2 separate regions of the Mus musculus genome follow, and region 2 is linked to region 1. The links are chromatin loops, found by intact Hi-C in ENCODE. Cell type or tissue: heart. All regions are shown on one strand. Links, peaks and the distances in the headings refer to the core of each region. The heading gives the core; the rest is flanking DNA.

Region 1 (8,337 bases), core at 180-8,179:
ACCAAGCAACCGCTAATGGTACTTGGGTGCTGGGATTGTAAGAAAGTTCCCATTCTTTTCTCTATTTCTTTCCCCTCATTTTGTCGGCTATGGCAGGTTGTTTGTTTGTTTGTTTTGAGCCACATTGGTTTTATTTATTTATTTGTGTGTATGCATGGCTTGAGACAGGGCACATTTGCCCTGACACATGTGGAAGTCTGAGGTGAAATCCAGGTGTCTTCCCCATCACATTCCTCTTTCCTACTCTCTTTCTTTCTTTCCTACTCTCTTTCCTTCTTTCTTTCTTTCTTTCTTTCTTTCTTTCTTCCTTCCTTCCTTCCTTCCTTCCTTCCTTCCTCTCTCTCTCTGTCTCTCTGTCTCTCTGTCTCTCTGTCTCTCTCTCTCTTTCTTTCTTTCTTTCTTTCTTTCTTTCTTTCTTTCTTTCTTTCTTTCTTTCTGTTCATGCCAGGCTTGTCTGTCTGTGCACCACATGCACAGGTGTCCTTAGAGGCCAGAAGAGGGTGTTAGATCCCCTGGAACTAGAATTCCTACAGGCTGTTGAAAACTGCCTGATGTGGGTGCTGGGAACAAAACTTGGGTCCTCTGCAAAAGCAGCAAGTGTTCTAAACCACTGATCCATCTCTCCAGGCTCCTCCACTTTGTTATTTGTAGACAGAGTCTGCAGCTATACCCAAAGCTCACCGTTTTGGTCCGATTGGCTGGTTCCAATGAGTTCCTGGGATCTGTCTATCTCTGGGTCCCAAGCACTGGAGTTACAAATGCACGTTACCACAAGCAGCTTTTACGGGGGTTGGAAATCCGATCTAGGGTCCTCATGTTTGCCCAGCAAGCACACTATCTACCCAGCCACATCCCTAGCTCTGCATCATTTTATAGAATGAAAAAAAATTGTATGATTTAATACCACACCATTCCACTTCCAATAAGATAACTGCAAGAATAAAGACTTACAATCTAATTTCTAACTCTTGTTACATATTAGGTATAAATTATGAAACTTAAGAGAAGATAGCTTGACTTTCATTATGCAAAGAAATAAAATAAATTTACTACCGCATTAGGCAGCTATGTTTGACAGTCTACGTAATTGTTGAATGGCTAGGCATGAGTGACAGTTTTCATTAAACACGTTGGGTGGTAGTAAGTCAGTCCTCACAGGTTGGTTCTAGAAACTCTCCAGTAACAAATCCACAGAGGCTAAAAATCTCTCGTGGAATATGCACATGAAACGACCTACATGGTTTTCTTGGACACTTGGACAATTTATGGTGCTAAAATGATATAAATGCTGTGTTCTAGGCTGTTACAGAGTATCATAAGGACAAGAGAAAAACCTGCACACGTTCAGTTCTGACACCAGGCTCGTTGCTGTGACAAAGCCTGCCACTCTAACTTGGAGCTTAATGCTGGGACCTGACCAAATCACACACTTGCACGGCTGCCCCTGTTCCCCTCTCCCCACCACCACCCCGAGAAAGGGTTTCTCGGCATAGCCTTAGCTGTCCTGGAACTATGGCCTCTAAACTCACAGAGATATGTCTGCCTCTGCCTTCTGAGTGCTAGAATTAAGAAGTGAGCCATCAGGCCCAGTTTCCTGTCACTAAAAAAAAAAAAAAAAACTCAAAAAACCAGCATACAAAATATCAGGTTTCCTTATCTTTGTTTTGATCAATGCTCCCTAGTTCTCCATCTGCTTGCCTTCTCTGACCCCAGATTCGCCTTTCTACTTCCCTGTCATGTGACCCAATACCCTCCCCACCCTTCTTCCTTAAAGTGGCCCCTTTCTAGTTTTATGATCTTCATACACATTCAATCCCCATAACTACACTCATGCAAAAATTAGAAGGTAAGATAGCTGGGCCTGTGGCTTTGTGGTGTTTGCTGAGCACACAGGAGGCCTTAGGTTCAATCCTAAGAACTGAAAACAAGCCCTCAAATCAAACAAAAACGCCTACATTTGGGGCTAGAGAGATGGCTCAGCAGTTAAGAGCACATAGTGTCCTTGCATGGGACCTCGGTTCCATTCCCAGCACCCATGGCGGGTGGCTCACAATCTCCTGAAACTCTAGCTCCAAGGTTATCCAATGTTTCTGGCTTCTGTGGGCACCTGAATACATGCACACACATAATTAAAAATAAAGTAAAATCTTAAATAAAAACCTGCATGAATGTGTGAAGGCCTGAGCATGCATATATATATATATATATATATATATATATATATATATATATATATAGTGTGTGTGTGTGTGTGCGCGCGCGCGCGCGCGTGCGCTCAAAAAGATCCACTGAGACCAGAAGACAGCATGCAATACCACAGAGCTAGAGCTAGAGTTAACGGAGGTTGAAAGCTGTCCTCCCCCAATATGGGTGCTGGGAACCACACTTAGATCCTTCGAAAGAGCTGTAAGTGCTCTTAATCACTGAGCCATCTCTCCAGTCCCCCAAATAAATTATTTTTTTTTATAAATTAGAGGGTAAAATCTGTATATGAGAGAGAACATATGGCTGGTGAAGACCAACTTTAAAAGCTTCAACTTATTAACCATTTGCTTCCTCTGTGCTGGACGGGAAGAGCCAGCCAGCCATAGCCTCCTGTATACAATAATCTCCACTCCCTTCTTACACGTGCTCATGAATTTTGACTCAACAAACATTGGGTAACTATGACAGTAAAGACAGAACACATTCCCCTTCTTAAGAATCCCCTCCCGGACTGGAGAGATGGCTCAGTGGTTAAGAGCACTGATTGCTCTTTCAGAGGTCCTGAGTTCAAATCCCAGCAACCACATGGTGGCTCACAACCATCTGTAATGAGATCTGACCCCCTCTTCTGGGGTGTCTGAAGACAGCTACAGTGTACTAACGTATAATAATAAATAAATCTTAAAAAAAAAAAAAAGAATCCCCTCACATCTGGCATGTGGTATTTTTTTTTTTTTTTTTTTTTTTTGGTTTTTCGAGACAGGGTTTCTCTGTATAGCCCTGGCTGTCCTGGAACTCACTTTGTAGACCAGGCTGGCCTCGAACTCAGAAATCCGCCTGTCTCTGCCTCCCAAGTGCTGGGATTAAAGGCGTGCGCCACCACCACCCCGCGGTATATTCTTTTAATAGAGAGGCAGAGACAGTCAGATCTCTGTGAGTTTGACAAGCCTGGTTTACATAGTGAGTTCCAGGACAGCCAAGGCTATGTAGAGAGACCTTGTCTCAGACAACAACAGTAACAAGAATCCCCTCCTCACCTACCCTAGCACCGCAGATGTGTGCTCTGACCCTAGAGCTGTACATTTTCCAAATCATTCTGAATACAATGAAAACCAGCACACAAATCCAGAGGCCCATTCTCAGCATGGTTGGTTGAATCCGTGCACGTGATACCCATGGGTAAGGAGGATCAGTGATAACTGAAACATCCAAGCCCAGCTCTGTCCAAATGCAGGACGGGGAGGCAGGAGGATGTGGCCCTCTGTGCCTTGGAAAGGCTCTAAGGATGCCTGGTTGGCAGACAGCAAGCAGAGTGTACACAGGATGGGCTTCACAGAGGAGCTTTTGACCCTAAACATGGCGCTTACACTCAAAACTCTCATTCGCTTCCCCAGCCAGGGTAAACCTTCTACATATGAGAAGATGTCACCAATAAAGATTTATCTGGGAGCCTGGGAGATGGCACAGCAGATCAAAGAGCTTGTTAGATAAGCTGATCACCTGAGGTTCCTGGAATCCACATGGTGGAAGGAGAACTGACTGAAGTTGTCATCTATTAGCTGCAGGCTCAGTTCTGTGACATGTCAACAACCACCCCCCGGGATGATAATGTTATACAGAAAATAAAAGTTCAAGATTTATTTGGTGCAGGTGGGGTGCTGCAAAGCAGTAAATCCCAGAATCTAGAATGCTAAGGCAGGAGGTTCATGGATTTCAGGCCAGTCTGAGGTATGTAGTGAGACAAGGGGGGGAGGGGAACTCATTAATTAATTAATTAATTAATTAATTCGTTAAACAGAACTATGGCCTTTGAAAGGACTATAGTAGTTCTCCAACTAAACACATGTTGAGAATCTGCATACGTAGCAATAAGGAGGTTTGATACACGCAGAATTTGGGTATATCTCTGTTGTCTGGAGATAGTAGACCCAGTAAGCAAATACTGACATGACCTAGGAAGACTCAATTACGGCCCCTGGGTCACACATGTAACTAACTGGTGGGATCAGAAGTCGGAAGGTAGTGTACGAGGGAGGAGACATTCAAACTCCCCACTCTGGGCTATGGAAAGACGCTGTCCCTGTGCTGCGTGTTGCATCATTACAGACAGTCCCAGACTTCTTGCCTCCAGTGTTTGTGACAGCAGCAGCTATTCTGGCTCTCCATCTCTCTGTTTATAAAAATAAAGTGCTTGAGAAACGCGTCTCCCAAGTGTCCTCCCAGCACTGGATGCTTCGTCACGGTGTTTTCTCCTCTTCCCTTTGCAAAGGCTCTGCTGGCCCAGTTCCCCCTGGCTCAGAGCTCCTCAGGGGACTCGGCGTCTCCTGGGCTCGCCCCCTAGAGGACATCTGTGGCGCTGCAGGAGCCAGACTCCCGGGGAGAATCTGTGCATCAGACCAAGTCAACATAATCACACGGTAAAGCCAACTTTAATTACCGCTTTCCCTTTTTGAAAAACAGGGATCAACTACACATTCTCACAGCCCTTCCCACGCTTGCCAGGGCAAGGCTTCTGGAACAATGACGGGCGCAGTTGCAGCTTGAAAAGCCACTGGATTATTTTAAAATTGGATTCTATTTTAAACTCCCCACCCCTCCGTTTCTCTTAGGTCCTAGGAGACCCATTTGTTGATCCCGTAATGATCTTAAAGAGCTGACAGGTCTCAGTTATAAAGTAATGCATTTGTCTCTGGTCGTTTTATTAAAACAATCTTTTGGGTTGTTAGGTAATACATGCAACATGATACAAGACTGAAACATCACAGTGTTCGCAGGGCTAATCACAATAACTGAAGTTGGAAATGGCCCAAGCGTCATCACTGGTGAGTGGCTATACAGATCAGTGAGATGGCCCAGCAAGGAAAGGGACTTGCTGCCTCTTCTGACCACCCAAGCCCATCCCTGACTCCTGAGGGTTATCCTCAGAGCACAGTGACACCAGAACCACCTCTTACCATAAACAAACAACATCACACAACGCAGTGTTACTCAGCCATAGAAAAGAATGAAGAAATGATAACAGTCTAAAATAAAAACAAGTTTTGAAGACATGCCAAGTGAAGGAAGCTGTCTTAGGGTTTTATTGCTGTGAAGAGACATCATGGCTTGGCAACACTTGTAAATGAAAACATTTAATTTGGGGCTCCCTTACAGTTTCAGATGTTTAGCCCATTATCTTCATGGTAGGAAGCATGGTGCCCTGCAGGTAGACACGGTGCTGGAGAAGAAGCTGAGAGTTCTACATCTTGATTCATAGGCAGCAGGAGGAGAGTGTGCTACACTGGGCATAGCTTGAGCATAGGAGACCTCAAAGCCCACCCCCACAGTGACACACTTCCTCCAACAAGGCCACACCTACCAATGGGCCAAGCATTCAAACACTTGAATCTGTGGGGGCCATACCTATTCAAACCACCACAGAAGCCAGGCCAAATGTTTGTTGTTTTTTATTCTTCAAAACAGGGTTCGTGGGCTGGAGAGATGGCTCAGCAGTTAAGAGCACTGACTGCTCTTCCAGAGGTCCTCAGTTCAATTCCCAGCAACCACATGGTGGCTCACAACCACCCATAATGAGATATGACGCCCTATTCTGGTGTGTCTGAAGACAGCTACAGTGTACTCACATACATAAAATAAAAAAATAAATCTTCAACAACAACAACAAAAAACCTAAAAAACAAAACAGGGTTCTCTGTGTATCTCTGGCTGTCCTGGAACTTGCTTTGAAGACCAGACTGACCTTGAACTCAGAGATCTGTCTGGCTCTGCCTCCATAGTGCTAGGATTAAAGCTGTGAGCTGGAGCTGCCCAGCTTAAAGGGCCACGTTATATCATTACTGTTCTATGAAATATAGAGAAGAAGCAAATTGATAGAGATATAGAGCAAGGTTAGTGGTAGCCAGGGCACAGGAAATGGTTTCTCATGGATGTGGGGTCTTCTATGAGATGAGGCAATGTCCTGAAGTTAGATGCATGGGAGGTCACCCTGTGTTATGAACGTACTGAAAGTCACTGAGTTATGTATTTTTAAACAGTTACAACAGCATACGTTTTTATGCTTTGTATATTTTTACCACAAGATGTTCAACGTTTTCCAGGTCTCCTCCCTGAAAGCAAAACTAAATATTAACTTTGTTCTTAAGCATCCAGAGACTCTTGCACCCGTGTGCGCGTGCATACGTGTGCTTAGGCTAGGCATTGTTGAAGGACTTTGTTCCTCACCTCCTCCTCAATAATCCACGCTTCCCTTTCTTTTCCTCCTCACAGTTTACTTAGAACAATCATCAGTTTCTTCAAAAGGAATCAGGAAGGAGTTTTATTATAGAGCTAAAGTACACACTTGAGCTAGGAGCGGTTGTGTATACACATGCATAGTTACACACACACACAGCCCCAAATAGTGTGTGTGTGTGTATGTGTGTGTGTGTGTGTATTTCCAGTGCTAGAGATTACAACTCAGGCACATACCCCTAAATTGTTTGGAAAAATCAGAGAGAGAGACAGAGAGGGAGAAGGAGAACAAGTGGATGCAGAGCTACTGATTAAAAAGCTCCAAATAACTAGGCAAAAATCCCTCAGCCGCATATGAGGTGACCGATCACGCCTTCTCTTTTTAGACCATCAGTTCCTGACCTGGGAAGTTCATATCTGGTTACCTGGACCTTAGAAGCTAAACCAGGGAAGCAGGGGGAGTTCGGGGAATGGTGCTGGAGACACAGGGACACCACACAATAGGAACACCTGGAGGGAAATGCCTGTCATTTGGCATCTCAAAAATGCTTTTAAAACTAGCACATGAACAATCTAGATGGGAAACTGGTAATTTTGCCAGGAAAGAGCCTGGGTTCACGAAGCCTCACTGTATTGATTACTACTTGTGTGGGTGTGTAATTAAGTACAGGGATAGCATGTGATCTTTGATTCTGTCCTCTCAGTTCAGACTTCTTGCTCCAAATTTATTTATTTATATTTCATGTATAAGAGTGTTTTGCTTACATGTATATATGTTGCGCTGAGTTTGTGTGCCGGTGCCCATGGAGGCCAGAGAGTGTGTTAATCCCTTGGAGCAGGAGTTACAGCACGGTGTAGATGCTGGGAATGGAATCAGGGACCTCCAAAAGAGTAGCTAGTGCTCTTACCTGCCGAGCCATCCCAGCAAGCTCCAGCTGAGATCTCTTTGTCCACTTGTTCCCATATGAGAAGCCTTGAGAGTGTGCGTGGGGGCGGGTGAGGGCTGATGGGAATGGAGGGTGGAACCCATAGGGAACTTTTCCACTCACAGGACTCTTGGTCTACTTCCCTGTAACCCACACGGTTATGTGTTGATGAGGATAATTTCAGTGGCCTAGTTGGCTTCTAGAAAGTTCTTCACTGTTTTCAGTTTGTAACTGGTGATCAGAAGGATGGTGATTTTTTTTATTTATTTATTTAGTTATTTTTGCCCTGAAAGATTTTTATTCCAGTAAAAAGGCCCAGCTTTAAACATAAAACACACTTTAGATTTGTGCTTCCAAATCTCTCAGGGGACGATCGTTTCGTTTGTCAGATCCTCTGAGGCCGGTGTTTATGGAATCCTCCGTTTGTGGGGCATTTTGCAGTAGCACAAACATTACTTCAAAACAGGAAGCAGGCTTTTAATCTTTGGTCTGAAGTCAAGTGTTTCAGAAAATGAAAAGGCTCCGGTTGGAGGAAGGTTTGATGTGACACAAGTCACAACAGGAAGCTGGGTGACTCGGCTTTGCCTCTCCTGTCAGGGCGCTTAGGCAGGCACATCCATTTCTTAAACACCTGTTTTGTGCATGGCTTCACTTACCACTGATGACAACAGTAGTCGGGCTGCTTTCATTTCTTCCCATTATGTATATTCTTTGCGTGTGTAATACTTTTACCACGGTGGTAGTTCTGAAAACGTGATCCAGGGAACAGCAGGGCCTGTCAGGCAGTCTAAGAGGTTAAGGCTATTTTCACAATACTTTGCGCTCACTCCATCAGTGTGCTGTGGAGGCTGCAGGACCCAGCCACAGTTACCTGAAGGGGCTGTTAAAGTAGTCCTCCTCAGTTACAGCTCTGTGGGAAGCTAGCTCTTCCCTGTGCATGCCAGCCAAAGCACACTGCAGTAAGCCAAATAATAGA
Region 2 (8,337 bases), core at 271-8,270, 51 kb before region 1:
GAAAATTTCCCACGCCCATGTGCAAGAAGGCTCTTCCCCCACTTTCTCTTCTATTAGTTTCTGTGATTCTGATTTTATATGGAGGTCCTTGATACACTTGGACTTGAGCTTTGTACAAGGAGATAAGAATGGATCGATCTGCATTCCTCTACATGCTAACCTCCAGTTGAACCAATACCATTTGTTGAAAATGCTGTCTTTTTCCCCGTTGGATGGTTTTATTTAGCTGCTCTGTCAAAGATCAAGTGACCATAGGTGTGTGGGTTCATTTCTGGGTCTTCAATTCTATTTCACTGATCTCCCTGCCTGTTTCTGTACTAATACCATGCAGTTTTTTTAATCAGCATTGCTCTGTACTATGGCTTGAGGTCAGGAATGGTGATTCCTCCAGAAGTTTTTTTATTGTTGAGAAAATTCGCTATCCTGGGTTTTGTTTTGTTTTGTTTTTTTGTTATTCCAAGTGAATTCAAAAATTTCTCTTTCTAACTCCATGAAAAATTGAGTTGGTTTTTGACGGGGATTTCATAAAATCTGTAGATTGCTTTCATCAAGATGACCATTTTTATTATATTAATCCTGCCAATCCCTCCTTGTGTTGGAGTTTTCCATCTACTATCCTTTGTAGGGCTGGATTTGTGGAAAAATATTGTGTAAATTTCTTTTTTACTTCATTGTTAGTAGTTTCATTAAAACTAGGGTTTGTTTTCAATACTTATAAAATGTACTTTTGCTTTTAAGATAAAATAATCTGGGGTTTCTTTTGGTAATTAATGTTGGCTAACAACGAGTGGAATTAACTTTACTACTAAATATATAACTATTAAAATATCTTAATGGGTTTGATCTTAAGGCACAGTTATTTGCAATTATTCTAGTTAACAAAAAATTATTTAACTTTGAAATTGGCTTCTTTCTGGAGCTTCTATCAGATTTCTGCCTTAAGGTTTTTGAGGTTTCATAAAATTAATTTACTCATAATGTTAAATTCTGATATACTGAGGCTAAATTATCCAGTATTAGCCACATGAAGCTTTAATACACTCCTGACACTTAATTTCACAGCTACTACTATACTGAATAACATATATATCATATCCAAACTGAGAAAAGCCTCCACCTTTCTTAACTTTAACATTCTAAGACATTTGGCTTTTCTTCCTACGTTCCTGTTAACAGCATTATGGAAGTTACTAATTAACTTTAAATTCTTAATGAACTAATAAAATATACCTAATGAAAACTATCCTTCATTCCTGTGAAAGAAGAAACCATCAAATAAATAAAGTGACTTTATTAAGTAATGGTGAAGGAGCAAGTTCTTCATATAATAAGCATGTATAATACCACCAAAAAAAAAAAAATGAAACCATCTAGGATGCAGAAAGTACCTTCACAAAAGGGACAGCAGATTTTTTTAAGTTTTAAATTCCTGGGCTGAAGAAATGACCCAGCTTAACAGAGCTTAACAGAGCACCAACTGCTCTTCTGAAGGTCCGGAGTTCAAATCCCAGCAACCGCATGGTGGCTTACAACCATCTGTAACGTAATCTTCTGTAACACCCCTCTTCTGGAGTATCTGAAGACAGCTACATGTACTTACATATAATATATAATAAATTAAATCTTTTTTTTAAAGTTTAATTTCCTTTCTATACATATGTGTATCATTTCTTTATTTACAAGTATAACCAAGCACTTTATTATAAATGGCAGATACTGAAAAAAAAAAGCAAGCTGATATTCTGATTTCATGTTTCAAACTAATTACAGTTAACATCTTTAAAGTCTTTAAAAATCAAATGTATATTTTAATTCTTTTATTAAATGCTGATGTCTTGGCCTCAAATATCAATTATGGATATGAAAAAAATATACTCAGATAAAATACCCTTTCCTCTGTTAAAAGCAGATAAGCACTGTCTTATTAAAGAAGCTTTTCATGATCTGAGGTCACCTCTATTACAAAGTTTCTTTTTAAACTTCAAAATACAATTTTTAAGTAAATCTCTGCTTTGCATTCTTTAAGACACTGTCTATGCTTATTGTCCCGGCTAGTCATGAGGACTAGGCCAGCTTAGGCAACATAGTGAGGGTTCCTCCTACCATCCCACTCCTGTCCATTACAACGGGAAAAGAAAATGGAAAAGGAGGAAAACGGAAGCAGGGTGGGGAGAAGTAATCAATACCAACACTCAGGATAAAAGCACGAGTGTGAGGCCAGCCTGGGCTACAGAGCAAGAACCCATCTTAAAAGGGAGGGAGGATGACAAAAAAGAAAGAGAGAGAAAGAAAGCTGGGCAGTGGTGCCACACACCTTTAATCCCAGCACTCAGGAAGCAGAGGCAACGGGATTTCTGAGTTTGAGGCATACCTGGTCTACTGAGCAAGTTCCAGGACAGCCAAGGCTGCACAGAGAAGCCCTCTTGAAAACACAAAAATAAGGGGAGGGTGGATAAAATCTATACTTAAAGAGTTTACTTGATGATAAATTTTTGTTTTTAATTTTTAATTATAACTTAAGATGATAAAGCAGGCCAGTGGTAATAAAAATAACCGAAATTTAAGCAGTTTTTAGACATGAATTAGTTCATATTTCATAATAGTTTGAAAAGATGCCTTGGGAACAAAGTATTCTAGTAATTTTAGTATTCTTTTCCTAACTCTTCATTTCTACATTCAGCTACTGTTTACAAAGATTAGAGTTGACTAGGTCAGATATCAGTGAATTATTTGTTTAGTATTTTTAATCTATTACCTTTATATGTCTACTTACACAAAACTCCTAATTTTAATTTGTGCTTCTTTTCAACTGCAATAATATACCACATGTAATACCATTTGGTAGGAAAGGGAACAGGATGGGAAGGGAGAAACAGTACTTAACAAACAAGAAACTGAAACTTAGTTTCTATATGAAAATCCTGGGAAGATCTTCACTTTTATTGAAATCTTCATTTATCTGTTTCATGCTAATTGGATTGTCTCAAGGAGCGGGGGCCTGTGCCGCCAGACCACAACTTTTTTTTTTTTTTTTTTTTTTTTTTTTTTTTTTTTTTGGTTTTTCGAGACAGGGTTTCTCTGTGTAGCCCTGGCTGTCCTGGAACTCACTCTGTAGACCAGGCTGGCCTTGAACTCAGAAATCCGCCTGCCTCTGCCTCCCGAGTGCTGGGATTAAAGGCGTGCGCCACTATGCCCAGCCAGACCACAACTTTCACAGTATATGTTTTCTCTTTGGAGGCTCTGCTTATTTCAGAATTAAGAAGAGCTGCCTACAAGGATACCAATCTTCAGAGGGAAAGGAATTTAGCCTCTGTCATGTGGCTTCAGTCCTCTGTGATGATCAAAGGACATAGTACAGACTTGGTGCAACCTTTCTCCTGTTTTAAAGGTAGCTATCAAAATCTTTTCCACCCCAGTACTAGAGATGACCCCAGGACTATCCACATACTTGGCAAGGACATTGCCTAAAACAAGTCTGCATAAAACAAGGAGGAAAATAGAAAGATCTGAGAGGGGTCTCTGTAGTCTCCAAGGAGATTTACAAATTAGTGACATGTAGCAGGAAGTGACAAGTGTTCCAGAAGCTAGAAGTTAGTAGAGATTACTCCCCGTAGCTGGAGTTAGGAGAAGGAAATTTTCATGATAACTCATAAGGAAGGAAAGGGCAGGGCAAGACTCTCAGTAAAGGAAAATAAAGACAAAAACTGTAAGCAAGGACAGGAGAGATGGTGCAGTTGGTTAAACACTTATTACATACTCTAAGGACCTGAGTGTGATCCCCTATACCCATGCAAAAGGCTAGGGTGTGTGTGTAGCCCCAGACTTGGGGAGGCAGAGAGAGAAGGATCCCTTGAGCCAGCCTTAACCTAAATTACAAGTCCCAGCAAGAGAGCCTGTCTCAAAAACACAAGGTACCAGAGCAATGCTATCCAAACAATTATGAACTCCATACACATGTGCACGCACATGAACATATATGGGCAAAACCAAATGTAAGCCTCAGAATATCTTATAACACAAACCATAAAGGGGTGAGGAGGGCTTCACAGTTGAGTGTGGTGGCTTACAGCTGTAACTCCAGCATTTGGGAGGCTAAATCCTAGGCTCCTATAGAGTAAGGTCAAGACCAGCCTGAAATTTTAGCAAAACTTTGTCTTAAATTAAAAAATTAAAAAAAAAAAACGGACTGGGATATAATTTAGTAGTGTTTGCTGAGCATGTCCGGGGCGCTGGGTTTGATTCCTACTACTTGGGGGTAGAAGTGTAGGAAAAGCTGAAGTAAAAATGCTTAATAATCAAATATACACACAGCTTAATAATCAAATATATAAACTTTTTTTCCTTTGAACCCTATCAACCAGTCTAGCAATCAGAAACTGATGTACAAAGAAATTCATAAAACTACACCGGGAAATTATACAATTCCCCAACTCAGAGAAATCTGTTTCTCTGTATTAGTTAAGGTATAATAGAAATACTAATTTTAACCAAAGCTTCATGATCTCACAACAGTCATCAGCTCCTTTGGGGTATTTATATGGCAGTGTAATTTTGCAGGGTGGTTCCCTGGCATTCTGTTCTCAAGCCCACAAATGTAGCACTAATGTGACCCGTGCAGCTGCAGCTTCCTTCCTGCATTTCAGAAGCTCTGGGTAGCCACACACTTACAGCTCTGTTTAACCGCACACAAAAGACTGGCAATTGGCCAAGAAGCTTCTGCCACTCCTGGGTATATGCTAATATTTCCTAAATCAACTTGTCCATGAAATTATGTCTACTACCTTAGTACACTATAGCAATGTAAAGGAAATTAAATTCCAATGTCTAGTTAACAAAACTGCAAAGCCACTAAAATATCTAACAGATGTTCTTATAGCACCCTATGAAAATAATTTAATTCCATTAAGCTGATCCTTAAGATTTCCTCAAAGACTTACCATTCCCTTAGAATTTTACCAACAGCAAGAAGAGCAACAATGATTTGTTATAGTATACAGATTTAACTGTATTTACAAAGCTTCCTTTTGAACATCCTCTGCACACTAACTGATATCAAGAATGAATGCTGTCAGCACCTGCACCACACAGAATGGCATGACTTATGACTATGATAGGGAGATAAAGACATTCAAGAATGACCTGAATTTCTGCTGTCTCTAAAGCAAAAGTAGTTATAAACACAGAACACCTGATTCTATAAAACAAGAAGCTGTACCATTCTTGGATTAATGGGGCAGGGATTAATGGAGGGCTAGGATGTGAGTCCGGGTAGAGGTTTATTTAAGGCCAGGGTTCAAGCAACAGCAGCCAACTGAGCTAATGCTTAGCTGTTATGAAAAGGAGTACTCGGGCTGGAGAGATAGCTCAGCCGTTAAGAGCACTGAATGCTCTTTCAGAGGTTCTGAGTTCAATTCCCAGCAACCACATGGTGGCTTACAACCATCTGTAATGAGATCTGATGCCCTCTTCTGGTGTGTCTGAAGACAGCTACAGTATACTTAACATATAATAAATAAATCAAAAGAAGAGAAAAGAAAAGAAAAGAAAAGAAAAGAAAAAGAAAAGAGAAGAAAAGAAAAGAAGTACTCCACATCAGCAAGCAACAGTAGTGAGCACTGCCCTGTGTGTGAACATCTCAGAAAATACTAATTTTTACAAAAATCTTCATCTGCCTCTAAGTTTCTCTCCCTTCTATCTTTTCCAGGTCTGACCACTAAACGAGTAGGTGTTTGAATGACTTAAACCTTTTACAGATTTATTCAATAGTTAAATGCCAACTATGCTAAACCTGTAAAACATTAAAAGACCTGAAAAAGCACTGGTTTAATTTTCTTCCCTTGGCTGGACATCTTCCCACAGACAGTGTGAGAAAGGACTAGCACGCCCTTCAACAGAAAGTGTGGTTCTCAGGGATGCCTGGAAACAGGCAAGGCAACACATGCACAGTGCTCAGGAGGCTGAGGTAGGAGCCAGCCTAGACCAAACAGCAAACTCTGTCTCAAACCACTTACCAAAAGCAAATCAACAAACAGGGATATTTGTACTTTAAATGCCCATTCCTGCTCAGTATTGCCCTCATGTAAAATTCAAGGACTGTTGAGCAAATACATAACTCTAAAGGATCTTCTAAACACCCCCCTCAATGTCAGCAGCCCTTAGAATTGAAAGTAAAGGTGAAAAATTATTCATCATAATTTATGATGAGAAAGAAATCTGCTTCACTCAAAAGTTAAAACTATAAACATCTCTGCATATACTACATGGGTAACAAATTGTTGAACACTGCTTGTAGCCTAAATAATTTGCTCCTAAACAGTCACAAAATAGACAGGACTTTACTACCATTTATATGACACAGACACATACATTATATTACAAGGAGCCACACGGTTCACAATCTATTCTTTTTTGGACATAGGATCTAGCTTTGTAGCCCAGGATGACCTTTAACTCAGAATCTTTCTTAGCCTGCATAGTGCAAGGAATACCAGTATACACCACCTGGCATGGCTATCTCCAACTTCCTCTTAAAGTCTAATACACTTCATGGGGGTCAGGGGGAGCCTGAAATGCTGAGTTGTAAACACTAAATTCTTGACATTTACCTCTCAGGAAGTAGAAAAGAGATAGGGAAGATTACCAAAACAATCTTTCAAACAAAGAAGCTTAACTTGTAAGAACACATTTGTAAAAACAATACCATTTCCAGAAAATATTAACTTACCAGTATGTGCTGTAGCTACTGCAATCCATACACACTGTATGCTGAGCTTTCTCCTGCTTTTCTGATCTCTTATGGTTGAGTAAGGGTATCTGTGCATCTTCATAATGTTTTTTTGCATGGCCATTCACATACCTTACAAAGCCAAGTGAAATTATTTTAATTTAAATATTGCTTTGGAAAGTTGTCAAAGATGATGAAATTGTTAACCAAATTAAAATGAAAAATAACTCTTTAAAAAAAGTTAATCACCTGGTGATATATTAAGCTAAATACTTAAAGTATACTCAAATTTGCAACTCAATACTACAGTCAAATTTTAGTTACGCCTTGATTAGGGACAAGCAAGGAAAGGTATTAGCTACCCAAATTCGTTTCAGTGCTATTTATACTATCTTCTATGCTGATGTTTCCCCTATATTGTCTTTCATTTAAGGGTTTTCTCAAATTGCTAATTCCCAGCTTGGAGTTGTTATTTTAAAATAAGTAAATAAAAAGTCTGTACATTAAAATAATCAACCTCCTTCCCCAGTACCATATGCTGAAGTTACACCTACAATGTGAAAGTCAGACAGAAGCATGGCAATCTGTGGTCTCCTGGATACAGCTTCAGATTTTTCCTCTGAATGCCTCATCACCAACACACATGGAAATGCATTTGTGTAAAACAATCCAAACAAAACACAAATCAACTTGTGTTAGAAAAACTGCAATTTGTCCATGTAAGCAAACATAGCCAGTGATTGGTTATATTCCTACCAATTTTATAACTTTCCAACTCAAGTTTAATAAACAGAGCTTTATAACATTTATTTATTTGGGAGTGAGTGGCTGTCCATGACATGGTACATAAGCAGAAGCCAAAAGATGATTCATGGGAGTAGGGTCCCTCCCTACCTAATAGGTCAAACCAGAAGGATCAGACTTGATGTCAAGTGCCTTTACCTGCTAAGCCATCTTGTAAGCCCTAATAAATTATTATAGCAGGGAAACTAAAACCAAAGTAAGTATCTATGCACCCTCATTTATCTACACTTTACCTAAAGACTATAGAATGTTGTCCCTGACCTCTATAAAAAACTCCTAAGGACACAAAAACATCCCAGTTCCTTTACAACAACTAGTCTGCAAAAGGTGGAAATTACTTAAAAACTCAACAGGTAAAGAAACAATTGCTAGTTCACTGGCATCAAAATAACAGACTTAGAGCAGGAAGTTTCATCTCAAGCTGCAGTAGTTAATCAAGAAGCTGCACTTACCTTGAGACTGAGGAATGGCTCTCAGCCTAAGTCCAGTCTCCACACCCCAGAAAAACTAACACCCTTAACCTCAATTCAGAATTCAACCATTTTTTTCTTATACCTTTCCCCCATGAACTTTAACACCAAGGATCCTCTGTCTCCCAAAGTAGACTGAGTTTAAAATAAAATAACAAGGGTATGTGCTTAAAACTAGCCTTTCAAATTCACATACTAGTTGTATAAGCACAATGAGTTATTAAAATTTCTGTACTTGTTTTCTCACCTGTGAATTGAGGTTATAGTACATGTATCACATTGTTGGGCAATTAAACTAAATAATCTAAGACAAGTGTGAATGGTTATTTCATTAGCATC

Evidence for each region. Peaks named below come from ENCODE experiments on the same cell type or tissue, not always from the same donor. Only the 100,000 strongest peaks of a DNase experiment are listed, where the experiment ranks them.
Region 2: it touches region 1 in a loop (2.1-fold over the local background); 2 of 42 quality-filtered maps call a loop at or near these places.

The regions. Positions count from the first base shown.
Region 1 is chr9:66,607,389-66,615,725 of GRCm38, forward strand. No RefSeq gene overlaps it. Among named protein-coding and RNA genes, the nearest start is that of Usp3, 18 kb to the left of the region's middle. In heart, for the core only: no CTCF peak of the experiment used is centred there; a DNase peak (open chromatin) is centred at 4,473; H3K4me3 peaks cover 593 bases; H3K27ac peaks cover 373 bases.
Region 2 is chr9:66,555,830-66,564,166 of GRCm38, forward strand. It overlaps Usp3 (ubiquitin specific peptidase 3), which reads right to left. Exons shown (of 15, transcript NM_144937.4): 3 at 6,725-6,856. Among named protein-coding and RNA genes, the nearest start is that of Usp3, 33 kb to the right of the region's middle. In heart, for the core only: no CTCF peak of the experiment used is centred there; a DNase peak (open chromatin) is centred at 4,642.